Linked DNA regions of Homo sapiens: region 2 is linked to region 1. A link is a contact called in ENCODE Hi-C or POLR2A ChIA-PET data. All regions are on one chromosome and are shown on one strand. The core of a region is the stretch at or near the end of the contact, and the rest is flanking DNA. Distances in the headings are between cores, read along the strand shown.

Evidence for each region. A loop is a pair of places that touch in the nucleus more often than their neighbours do. ChIA-PET counts read pairs that join two places held with the same protein, here RNA polymerase II (POLR2A). Pooled maps may share reads with other maps.
Region 2: a pooled map shows a loop between it and region 1 (2.3-fold over the local background). The contact joins two enhancer-like sites. A Hi-C loop is called at or near these places in 1 of 168 maps with a recorded cell type or tissue (PC-9) and 2 of 50 pooled maps. POLR2A ChIA-PET finds 5 or more read pairs at or near these places in 2 of 52 experiments (AG04450 and activated T-cell).

What each region holds. Positions count from the first base shown.
Region 1 is chr1:59,126,027-59,132,207 of GRCh38, reverse strand. HSD52 (a long non-coding RNA gene) reads left to right here. Exons shown (of 3, transcript NR_027120.1): 3 at 1-272. Among named protein-coding and RNA genes, the nearest start is that of HSD52, 18 kb to the left of the region's middle. Within about 2 kb of position 3,872, at least 2 of the 41 ENCODE cell types and tissues checked have a DNase peak (open chromatin) inside an H3K27ac peak, as active enhancers do.
Region 2 is chr1:59,022,331-59,028,838 of GRCh38, reverse strand. The region is part of intron 2 of LINC01358 (long intergenic non-protein coding RNA 1358); the gene reads right to left. Among named protein-coding and RNA genes, the nearest start is that of LINC01358, 5.1 kb to the right of the region's middle. RefSeq lists an enhancer at 2,197-2,256. Within about 2 kb of position 2,683, at least 4 of the 41 ENCODE cell types and tissues checked have a DNase peak (open chromatin) inside an H3K27ac peak, as active enhancers do.

The sequences.
Region 1 (6,181 bases), core at 2,623-5,122:
AGAACATGGATTCAGGACTTTGAGAAACATGGATTTAAATTTTGATCCCCAATGCCTCTCTGCACTTCACTGTTATCTATAAAATAGAGGAAATAAAAATACTATACATTCAAGTCTTAACACCAACAGTTAACTAGTTGTGTAACCTTGGACAAGTTATGTGACCTCTCTGTCTGAGCATTGTCATTTGTATATGAGATCATGGAGGTTAAATGTCCAACCTGTTGTCACTGTGCACCTCAAAATAATAAATAAAACATTTCATCTCTCAATCAAGGCTAAATCCACTTTCTCTGCTCTTCAAAACTTGACCCTGCCAGCACCTTCTCCAGTAACCTCTAGATTGAGTGAGATCCCTTTTTGTAGTATAATAATAATAATAATAATACTTAAGAAAAACAGTGATAATAACACTAAAAACTAACACATTGATCACTTACTACACAACATGCTCTGGGTACTTTATTTGGATAATTCATTTAGTACTCGTAATAACCTTATCAGTTGTGTTATTATGTTCTATGTATTACAAATGAAGAAACTGAGGCACATAGAGTTTCTATTACCTGCTCACTAGTATCTTAGTCAGTTTGGGCTACTATAACAAAATACCATAAATGGGGTGGCTTATAAACAACAAACTTTTTTTTTTCATAGTTCTGTAGGTTGGGAAGTGCAAGATTAAGGTGCCTGTAGATTTGGTGTCTGGTAAAGGCTTTCTCATTGATGGGTATCTTCTCACTGTAAACTCACAAGAATGGAAGAAGTGAGAAATCTTTCCAGATTTCTTTTATAAGGGACTAATCCTATTCACAAGGGCTGTGCTCTCAGGACACAATCACCTCCCAAATGCCCCACCTCTTAATGCCATCACCTTGGGGGTCAGGATTTCAACATATGGATTTGGGGAGAACATAAACACTCAGATCACAGCAACTGGAAAGCAGGGAATTGGTCCTATCTTCCCAGAGAATCCCAAGCATCACTCCATCTTGATTATATGACCATGATATTTCCCTTTCAGCTCCACCAGACTGGAGGCTTTCCTGAAATAGGGACTTAGTGTAATCTAATTTTGTATTCCCAAAGTTTAGCACAGAGTAGGTGCTCCTTGAATTTGAAATGAAATAAAATTGACTTCTTATGCAAAGGCAATAGACCGTATTTAATAGAAAAGGCTCTGAATTGAGAAGGTGACATCCCCCATCAGAATGTTGCAGAACTAGACGTCATTTCACATGGAAGATACTCTGCCAGACTGGCACAAAGCAAAGACAACAGCAATGTACACAACAACCAAAAAAATAACAGAAAACCCTGCAAAGCCCCAGAAGCCCCCAAACTAGAAAATGTAAGACCCTTCCCTTCCCTACCTAAGCGGAAGACCCTTAATACATGTTTAAAGTGTTTGGTCTAGAAGTTGCCACTAGAACCTCAGTGAATGGTACATGTGATTGTCACACATGGATATGCCCAGTAAACGGCAAAGGAAAACTTCTTGAGGCTCTAATCCCAGAGTGCTGGCTCAGCCATTCTTAACAAATTCTTTTGTTCTTCTCACATATTCTTGTGTTGAAAAATTTCATGGGGTATTGTTGGAGTCAGGCCTCAGGACTGAGGGGAACTCCCTGATTATTGCAATCAAGATCCTGATGCTAGTAGTCGCAGCACAGGAGAAAAATAAAACCCCTATAAACATATAGAACAAAGCTCAACTGAATTGATCATTAAAGAAATTCAAACTAAGTAATGAGATAGTTTTTCAACGTTTACAAAAGTTAATACAATCAACAATATCTAATTTCAGTGGGGCTTTGGGGAAACATGTATGCTTATGTCCTATTAAGTGGGAGTACAACTTTGGAGTCTCCACCCAAACCTTGTTTCTAGGATTCTATCACTCAGAAATACCAGCACGTGTGCTCACAAATATATTTTCAAGCAGATTCATTCCAGCAACATTTGTAACAGTGAAACACTGGATGCTTCCAAGGTAGGAAAATGGCCTAAAAATTTCATGGTATATTCATGCAATAGTTAGGGAGCAACGAAAACAAATAGAATAGGTCTGTATGTATTGACACAAAAAGATGACCAGACTGTAGCCCTAAGAAAATGAACCTTGGCTGCACAGGAGGCCTCTAGCACTCTGCTCTAGTTCTTTGCCTGCTTGGATTGGTCCTTGCTTGTGCCACACCAGAGAAATAACTAAGTGGCTGTCGGGGATACAGATGGGAAGGGAAAGGAGAATATAATTTTTTTCATTTATATTTTTGATTCCCATCTCATCCTTGCTTTCTTCTATTATAATGTACATGAATGTTTTAGTGTGTTCGGGCTGCTATGACAAAAATACCATAAACTAGGTAGTTTGTAAACAATAAACATTTATTTCTCATGGTTCTGAAGGCTGGGAAGTCCAAGATCAAATGCCAGCAGATTTGGTGTCTGGCAAGGGCATGCTTCCTCATTGATCTCACCTCCTAACTGTATCCTCACATGGTGGAAGGGACAAAGGAGCTCTCTTCAGTTTCTTTCATAAGGACACTAATTCTAATCATGAGGGCTCCACACTCATGACCTAATCATCTTTCAAAGTCCCCACCTCCTAATACCAATACTAATACCAATACCAATACTAATATTTTGAAGGTCAAGATTTCACCATATGATTTTGGGGGCTAGGGGCACAAACATTCATACCACAGCATCACATTTTTTGGGGTTATCACTATTACTTTATTTGTTCTTTTTCAAAATCCTGGTGTTCAGTAAAAGCAAAGCCAGACTCTTGATGTGATGACAGTGCTATGTGTAACACAAGTATGGACAAAGCCCTTTGGTAATAGAGAAAAAAATGTAACAACAACAAAATCCCACCAGGAAGAGTGGGGAAAGGTGTCACTGAAATGGGATACCTAAGATTTTGCCTGGGCCTTGACTGGGAGAACAATGACGGCAAAGCCTTCCAGGCAGAGACACACAAGAGCCCAATCCGAGAGGCACGAAACCATGTGAGCTGTGGTGCGTCTGCAGCAGGATGACTTCCTTGGTGTTCAGACAGTTTATTCCATCTTGGGAGGGGGCACCAGAAGCACAGTCTAAGGAACAGCCTGGATTTAGCTCTAGTTGGGGAGCAGCCATGGGGAAAGAAGGCAAGAAAGCTACAATGGATAGTTTGCACATTGTTTTCATCTGACCTGCTGTGGAATGTGGCTCATAACTCATCTGCATATGCAGCTATTGAGGTGGACAAAGGAAATCCAGCCAGTGGAAATTCCTGGGAATCCATAATGAGGCCCAAATAGGAAATGCCAGTGAAGAGATTTTACTGGTGCCAACCCCAAATACCAACGTTCATGCTGTGTTCAGAGAACCTTCATTGCTTGTCAACTTTAGATGAGACATTTTGGCAAATGGTAAATCAATAATAATTGGGGTCCCATTGATATTATCCTTTCCAACCCTTTGCATGTAACTTGATGCTTCAGGAAGCTTTGAGTCAGGGATGATTATTCTAATTTTACGGATCTTAAATTGAGGCTCAGGGAGGTTTGGTAAATTCTTCAAGTTCACACAGCTAAGGGAGACAGGATGATATCATAAAATAATCCTTTCAGTTGGAATGATATAGGCCTGTTTTAAAATCTCTATTCCATGACTCACTATTTGGGTGACTTTGGGCAATTTACTTTCCTCTCTGCATTCATATTCCTATCTGTAGAATGTAGATAACTTTACTTCACAGAACTGTTGGAAGCATGGAATGAGATTATATATGTTGCCTACTTGCTACCCATATCCCCCTTCTTCCTCAGTGACTCATGCCTAATTTAGGGTGGAGGAGGCAGCACATACACCCTATTAAAACATTCAATTTTCCAGTCTCCCTAGCACCTGGGGGTGGCCACATGACATTGTTCTGGCCAATGAAATGTAAGCATAAGTCTCAGGGAAGGGTTTCTGGTCCTGAATAAGAAAGCTAAACCTTTTTGGTAAAAGCCTTTCTTCTCCTTTTCTTCCTTCTTGGAATAGGGAAAAGAGACCTGGAGATGCAACAGCTGTCTTAGAAAAACGATGAGTGGGTCTTTGGTGGTATTGTTGGACTGCTTTTCTTGGACTCCTCACGGCTTGAGACAAGTGGACTGTAGGTAGTTGAAGTGATTTGCAGCTCACCATATTTCTGGCTGATGGAGTAATTAAGGCTTTGACTCATCATACATACTCAATGAATAGCAGCCATTTTGATCAAGGCAGGGACCTTTCTCTGAACTGTGAGAATTTAATTCCCTGCACCCTACACATAAAACAGCATTAACATGCCCAACCATCCCCACCGACACTACACAGCACTCTTCTCTGTTCTCTGCCTTGCTCACCTCCAAAGTTGGACACACAGCCCTCTCCACCTGCAGATCAGCATCAGTTTAAATGAGATAACATGTAAAATCCATAGCACAGTGCCTGGCAAACAAGTATAAAACAAATGGGATTGTCCTTTTTTGAGACAGAAGGTTTTAAAGCAACCTCTGCAAATGAGCCTTCCTGCTTAACAAACATGTATGAAAAATTTTAGAGGGCACTATGACCTGCAAGATAAAGAAACTGAAGCAGTTTTGCATGGCATTCAAATCTCCAACCTATGCCTAGAGCTCTGGGCTCCTCTTCCTGAGTCCATAGATAATGTCCCCTCCCCTAAAACTCCCCCAAAAACTCACAGGAAAGTTTTTGTCCCCATCTGGTATTGCACTCATCTAATCATAGTCATTGTGGTTGCCCTTCCCACTGAAGGTGAGAAGTACATCTCATTTTTCTTTGTAAGAATTGTAGATCAGCCTCAGTTTAAATGAGATAACATGTAAAATCCATAGCACAGTGCCTGGCACTGATATTTATACAAAATTTGTACAAAAATTATACAAAATTTGTATAAATTTATGGAGTATAAGTATAATTTTGTTACATGGATATATTGTGTAGTGGTGAAGTCTGGGCTTTTAGTGTATCGATTACTGGAATAACATACATTGTACCCATTAAGTAATTTCTTATTATCCACCCCCCTGCCACCCCACACCTTTCTGTGTCTTCAGTGTCTACTATTCCAGACTCTAAGCCCATGAGTACACATTATTATGTTCTCACCTGTAAGTGAGAAGATGCAGTATTTTTCTTTCTGTGTCTGAGTTGTTTCACTTAAAATAATGGCCTCCAATTCATGTTGCTGCAAAAGACATAATTTCATTATTTTTCTTGGCTGACTAGTATTCCATTATGCATATATACCACATTTTCTTTATCATTTTTCCTTGACCCCCTAGTAACCCTGCACAGTACAGGTACTCAATTGTTATTATCAAATGACTAAATATGGTTCTAGTCTATGCCTAGGAGTCTATTCACATGAAGGTTTTAGCTGTTTCCTGAACACAGCTCAGCATTTCTATGCCTCAGTACCATTGAACATGCTATTCCTTTGGCTTAGAATTCTCCTCATCCATTTTATCCCTGCAGGACTCCTACTCATCCACACACACCACCTCAAATGTCACTTCTTCCAACTCTCTCAGTTGCTCTCTCCCCTATACTCTTAAGGCATCTTATACTTATTTCTACTACAGCACATAACTCACTATTATTGTGAGTCATCTACATGCTTCTCTTCCCTGCCAGACTGTGAGCTCTTAAAAACATTTACTATTTTCTTCTGTCAATTGTATTCAATATACGCCTGGCATATGGTAGATATTGAGAATTTTGGTGAATCTGGTTGCACAAAATTTACAAAACATTCTGGCTTTCAGTTGTTGCCACCCCTATTCCTGTAATGAGACTTGTAATATCAGGGATTATGGGGGAAAGTGAAAGGAAATGATCCTTTATTCAGCGTCTACTATAAACCAGGCATTTTTGTTGTCCAAGTTGCTTCCAGAAAAAGCATGAAACATGCTCTCAAAGAGCTGTGACTTCATTGTGGAGATACACTATACTTACACAAATGTTTTAGAGGTTGGTGCCTTTTTCACTTTGAATCACACCTCCTGGGGTGACCGACTCACTACACATCCATGGCTTTAAGAATTTCAGGTGCCCCCCCAATGGCCCTGTCTGTATTGTGACCTCTTAACCCACAGAGACACCAGAGCCTGACCCAAGCTACCTTAGTCAGATTCTCTTTAGT
Region 2 (6,508 bases), core at 1,434-3,933, 100 kb after region 1:
TATTTCCTGGTTATTTAATAATAAACTTATATTGCTTTTGTTAACACAAAAGCATAGCTATTAATAACAACAATTCTAATATTCGGAATCAAGAGCTCATCTTTTACCTATGCGTCCTCTTTATACCCTCTTTACTCTTGTTACATGAATGTTCATAATACCCATTCATTCATCCATCCATCCATCCATCCATCCATCCAACCATCCAGGAGGTAGAATCTATCTGGACTTCAGGATGGTATTTAAATAATCCCTCAAGAAAGTTTTATATTGATTTCAGTTCCTCTCATGCCTCTGGGCTATTTTATTCTTCTTGTTGTTGTTACTCTTCTAGACCATGGAGCCCCTTTCTATATCCCATCATGCCAGCCTTTGTACTCTTGGTCAATTTCTACTCACGCTCTAAGACTTTCTTCAGACCTCACCTTTCCCTCTTTCCTCTTGTTGCTTTCATCCCCTCCTTCTACTCCCTCCTCCCTCATGGCCTTTGTTCTCCAATTGCACCTTGTACTTTGTACTCTGCCACCCTTTGTACCCCCGGTCAATTTCTACTCACGCTATAAGACTTTCTTCAGACCTCACCTTTCCCTCTTTCCTCTTGTTGCTTTCATCTCCTCCTTCTACTCCCTCCTCCCCCATGGCCTTTGTTCTCCAATTGCACCTTGTACTTTGTACTCTATTTGAAACTTTCCAATATGTATAGTTATTATCTATGTACTTGCTGTCTCTTGATTAGACTTGGTGCTTCCTGATGCAGAGACTATGTCTTTCATCTCTGCACTCAGGGCCTAACTGCCTAGTAAAAGCTAGTCTGCTTCTCTCACAAGTATGTTTCTGTCAGCCTAAACAGAAGATTGACCAACAACCTTTATACCATTCATTTAATCAACAGGCACTTACTAAGCATCTACTATATCCGAACCACAGAGATTAGTAAGACACAGTTTCTTCCTCCAGGGGCTCACAGCCAGGTTGGGGAGGCAGACATGGGCACATGAAAAAGAACCATAAACAGGCCGCCATAGGATGTCAGAGTCCTATTTCAGCCTAGAGAGAGGGCCTTCTAGGAGTTCAAGAGACCCCTATAGGCTGTCTGGACAGGGGAGAGACTAGATGGCAGGGGGAGGCAGTTAAGGTTTGAACAGAGACTTCAAAGAAGAGAAAGAGAATTTAGACAAACACGAGGGATGAGGGATGGCATTCCAGGTAGGGGGCACTGTGTGGCAAAGGAGCAGAGGTGGTGGGCTCCTGGCTTGTTATGAGTGTCCAGGCTGTGGGAGCTGAAAGGGCATCAGAATTAGTGTCAGCCCCTGGGGTTATGTCTAGCTAGGATCATTTAGAAGCAGTGCGACTTCTCAGAGCCTCAGCTTCTTCACCCATGAATTAAATATTAAATTATCTGCTTTATCTGTCCTATAGGGAAGTTGGGAGAATCCAGTGACTCACGGTGTGTGGAAATTTTTTGTAAATTGTAAAACAATACACTTATGTAATTCACAGAATAAGAATAATCAGCAATATGGCTGGAGGAAGGGATTTATAAGGAAAGAAAACACTTAGGCATGTTGGAATATTTAGAGCAGGGTTTGGGGAAGGCCTTAAAGATTCTGACTCTGACTTTTCCATTTAGCTCTCATGATCCCCAGTACCATTTCTCTTGTGAATTCATTGATCTGGTCCAGCCTGGGTTAGGTGCCCCACCTCATGTTCCCAATATCCCACTTACTTAGTAAGATAGCCTTTTAATTTCTGTTAACATCTATCTTCCCAGCCAGGCTGGGAGTTCATTGAAAGCACACATCTTACTTTATTCATTTTGTAGCCTCAGTGTCTAGCACATTATCTGGCACACAGTCGGGATTCAGTAGATGTCTGTTAGTGATAACTGTTTTAATGGCTACTCTTCATGAAGCGCTTACCAGTTGGCAGTCATTTTGATAAGCACTAAACAAGAATTTGCTCATCATCACAACAACCCTTATTCCCATTTTGCAAATAGAAAAAGTGAGTCATAGGAGGCTTAAATAACTCAGTCAGTTTCACTCAACACATGAGCATTGGAGCTAGAATTTAAGCTGAGGTCCTGAGGTTTCTGAGTGCCATATGTTTCTTGTGAATTCATTCACTCATTCATTCCACCAATAATGATCGTGTGCCTGTCTCGTGCCAGGAACCATTACAGGCTGAAGGAATGTGTCTGGAAGAAGTGATAAATGGGATATCAGATAATCTCATGCTCGGTGAAAATGTGAAACGTATGTGTGACCAAAGTACAGAGCATCCCAGAGGTGTGGGCAACTCAGCTGCGGGTGGGGGTGGAGAGAAGCCTCCAAGAGAAGAGGAAGAGAGCCAAGGGCATTCCATCCAGGTAGAAGAAAGGGCAAGTGGGAGGACACCAGGGTGGGGTGTAGCAAGTTGAGTCTGGATGTTGCAGTGAGTCTTCCTGATTAGACAGTGTACTTCTTGAAGGTGGAAACCGTGTCTTAAACATCTCCACTTTCATAACCCTGCACAATGCCTGCATCTGGTTGCTCAGTGAAAGCTTGGTGGATGACTGAGATGGGTTTCTACATTTTGAAAACAGAGCAAACCTCAAATTTCAGAAGAACACTAGAAGGCCGCACGAGAAAATGACTCCAATTTGCAAGGGGCAGCCAAGCATTACCAGAAGGAAATGAATTTGTGTATTTACTAAGAATCTCTTTGCTTGGCTCAGAATATCCTCAGATCTCCATCTCAAACCTGCTCTCCTGTTAAGAGAATGCACGACAAATTCTGTCTAAAGTACTTTGGCTTTTGCAAGTTGCTAGGATATTAATATATTTATCCACAACCACAGACACTTGGCTCAAGAACAGCCCACTCAGCCCTCACTTGAGGCTAGATCATGGGGATTCAATCAACATGAGGTCCTGAAGGGGCTTTTAAGTCAGCCAGGGACGTGGTCATTGCTTGGAGGTGCCACAGCTGAAGTTTTTCTCCAGGTTTGGTGATAAGAAGTTATTTTTGTTAAGTTGATTTGCTTTGGCCTCTTTTGAGGCTTCATATTCAGTTGTGATTTGCACCTGCCTTTTTTAACCTAAAAACACATGTGAAGGAGAGGAATGGAGGCATATTTTCCCACTCCACAGTCCCTGGGCTTCCAAAATGGGGATGCTTTGGGTCTAGATGTCCTCAAGGAAAATAGGACACTTGGGTTTCGGGGCTCATTACGTGGATGTGAAGGAAATATGGCCTAGAACCTGTTGATATTGTAGCCCAAGGGTCACATACTAGAAGACCACTACCTCTACAATGATTTCAGTGGTGGGCGTGGGGAGGGGAAGGGAACAGGCAGGGCTGTCTTTTGTTAAACTGTAGGATATAGGGATGACTCATGACCTATACAGGGCCAGGCATTTAGCTTTCACATGCCTCAAACACAAATCAATTTGACTACACAAGGGGAAAGCAAAATAAACTCACTTCCTGATTATTTTTTCTTTGGAGGGGGGTCTTGCCTTGTTACCCAGGCTGGAGTGTAGTGATGCAATCATGCCTCACTGCAGCCTTGACCTCCAAGGCTCAAGAGATCCTCACACCTCAGCCTTCCGAGTAGCTGGGACCACAAGCATACACCACCATGCCAGGCTATTTTTTTTTTTTTGGGGGGGGGAGACAAAGTCTTGCTATGTTTCCCAGGCTGGTCTTGAACTTTGGGCTCAAGCAATCCTCCCTCCTCAACCTCCCAAAGTGTTGGGATAACAGGCATGAGCCACCATGCCCAGACCTATTCTTTTTTTTTTTTTTTTTGAAGAGCTGCAACCTTCTGTTGGCATCACCAACAAGCATCATTTTTTGAGGCTCTCTTCATATAGACCCTGAGACTACAAAGGCCAGCACTGGTTCCTACCTATCGTGGTTGTATAATAAGTCACAAAGGTGTGCCATCCCACATTCCCACAGAGATGATAAAAAAGAATCTTCCCTCTGACTAAACTTATTACTTAAATGGATAAGTGATTGTCTATCAAATTATTGGCAGCAAGAGTGGCTTAATATCAATACTTCTGAAACTTTATTTTGAGCTGGCAACTACAAAAACATAACTGTCTCATAGCCCATAACCCTTACAATAGCTCAAGTTTTTTTCCTGGTAACTTTAGTAATATAATTGGCAACTAATTTAACCTGGAAGATTTATTGGCAAGTTATATCGCTCAAAACTGCATGTTTATGTCATAGTTTTAACTATAACTTAAAATAATTCTGTATAATGAAATGGGGGATATATATGGGAATAAATTCTATGCCATTGATTTCAATTTGATTTTCCAAATTGTAATGTTTGCCTTTGTGCTATAGGAATAGGATTAAATGGGATAAGACTAGAATTTATAAGGGCTGTATAAGAGGGGAGGGCAGAGATGAAACAACGAGGGTTATGATGATAGTGAATAGCAAAGAGTGAATTCTGTATGTTTTTGCTGTGGCACTGAAGTGAAGAGATACTAGCTTTGGCTGTTCACAAAATAGGACATCATGATTTTCAGTGTTTGAGAGAAAATTGATGGAAAAAGTTTGCAGTACTTGACGTGTATTTGCATGCACAAAATAAAATTATTTGTCCACCTTAAAAAAAAACTGCATGTTCCATGACACTTTACTAAAATATTTATTAGTGGACAGATAACTCCTACTTTAAAAAGTGTTCAGGTCTAAATCATTTGACTATACTCAGTGGTTTATATGAGCTTTCCCCAAAGCTTCCTTTGCCAAACAGAGTCCCCCAAGAAGATCATATGTGTAGAGGAGATCAGTTATCTGACTAACTCTGTGCTTGGTTTTGGCCATGAGGCTGCACAGAATCAAACGGATCATTCATTGATAAACATCATGAGGGTTCTTATAATTTTTTCTGAACATCCTGATTTATGTCTCATAATTTGATTTTAACATTTTAAAATCTTATAAAAACATAAAATTATGGCTTTTTTTTTTTTTTTTTACCATCACCAGTGATGCCTCCAGGCCCCTTCTTTTATTAAAGCCTAAAATGAGCCTTTTTATGTTTTTCACAAAAACACAACAAAACAAGATTCTACTATTCCAGTTCTGTTCTTGTTGAATTTAAGACACAATCTCTGACCTCAAAGTGGCCACAGAGAAAGGGCAGAAAACGATTTTCTGCACTGCACTTTTACCAATGGAAACTGGAGAAACAATACATACTCATGTGAACTCAGGTGTGTTGTAGCAGCTTTGTCAGGTCTGGTATGTTATAGAAATGTCTGTTAATCATATAAGTATAAATAGCATGATAGGCCCACAAAGCAAAGCCAAAATTGTCCATAACTGGTCTTCTGCTAGTTTCCAGACATGATTTCCATACAAGGATCCTCTGCTCCAGCCCAGTTGGAGTTTTCCCAGTGGTGAACACCTCTTCTACATCACCACCTCTGCCCACCTCTGCCTCCTTCATCCCCCTTCTCATCTACCCTGACCCAACCCTCTCCCTCCTTATATGTATTCACTCATTCAATCACGTATTCATTTGTTCTTTTAATTGATATCTACATCTATCCACATCCAATATCCACATCCAACTGGCAAGCAAGTGGTATCTGTTTCCTATTAACCGGAGTAGAAGTCTAAGCGCTTGTGCCCACTGCATGTTGGTATTGAAATTGCCACGAAAAACACAACACAGTCAAGCACTGGATGGAACAGAACTTTACTCACACAGAGAAGAGACAGAGCAAGATCTGCTTCACTAGTGGGTGTCAGTATCCCATGGACAGCAGGTCCATCCCAGTAGCTGACACAGGCCATTGAATGACCCCTCTTATGCTGCAGCAGAAGGGCCCATCCCCTGCCTGCAAAGGACAGATACAGTAGCGAAGTTTCTAAGTGCCATATGATGCATGCCCTTAAGCAAAGCAAAAGAGTACAAACAGAAAAAGATATTCCCACAAAAGGTGATAAGTCCAGCACAGGCTGAGGATTCTTTATTTCTTGGTAAGGAAGTCTTCCAGGCCCAATGCGCATTCTTAGGTGGCCAAGCAGGGGTGGAAAGACGGCATGCAAGAGACTGCCTTTCCCAACATACATCCCCACCTTTATCCACATTTGTACCTGCATCCATATCTACCCATATCCATATCCATTTCCATATCCATGTCTATGTCATCTCCCAGGTTGCTATCACTTGTTTTCAGTTATGTTCATCTGCCTGGTCTTGATTCATTTATTTTGATGGTGTCTTTTTTTCTCCTATATTACACCATGAGTTTCTTAGAGATAGTAGCATGATTTACTGATTTCTGCATCTTACACCAGCACACAGTAGATCCTTAAGGATTTGAAGATATTGGGGAAAGCAGCACCTTTGTCAGGCATTGTTCTGGCCAGTTAGGCCGCATCACCTTATTTTAACCCTGGTTACTCTATGACCTTGTCTCACTTCTGACCTTTGCACTGGCCGTCCCCAGGTCTGCCTACGGTTGGCTTTTTCTTTTCATTCTTATTT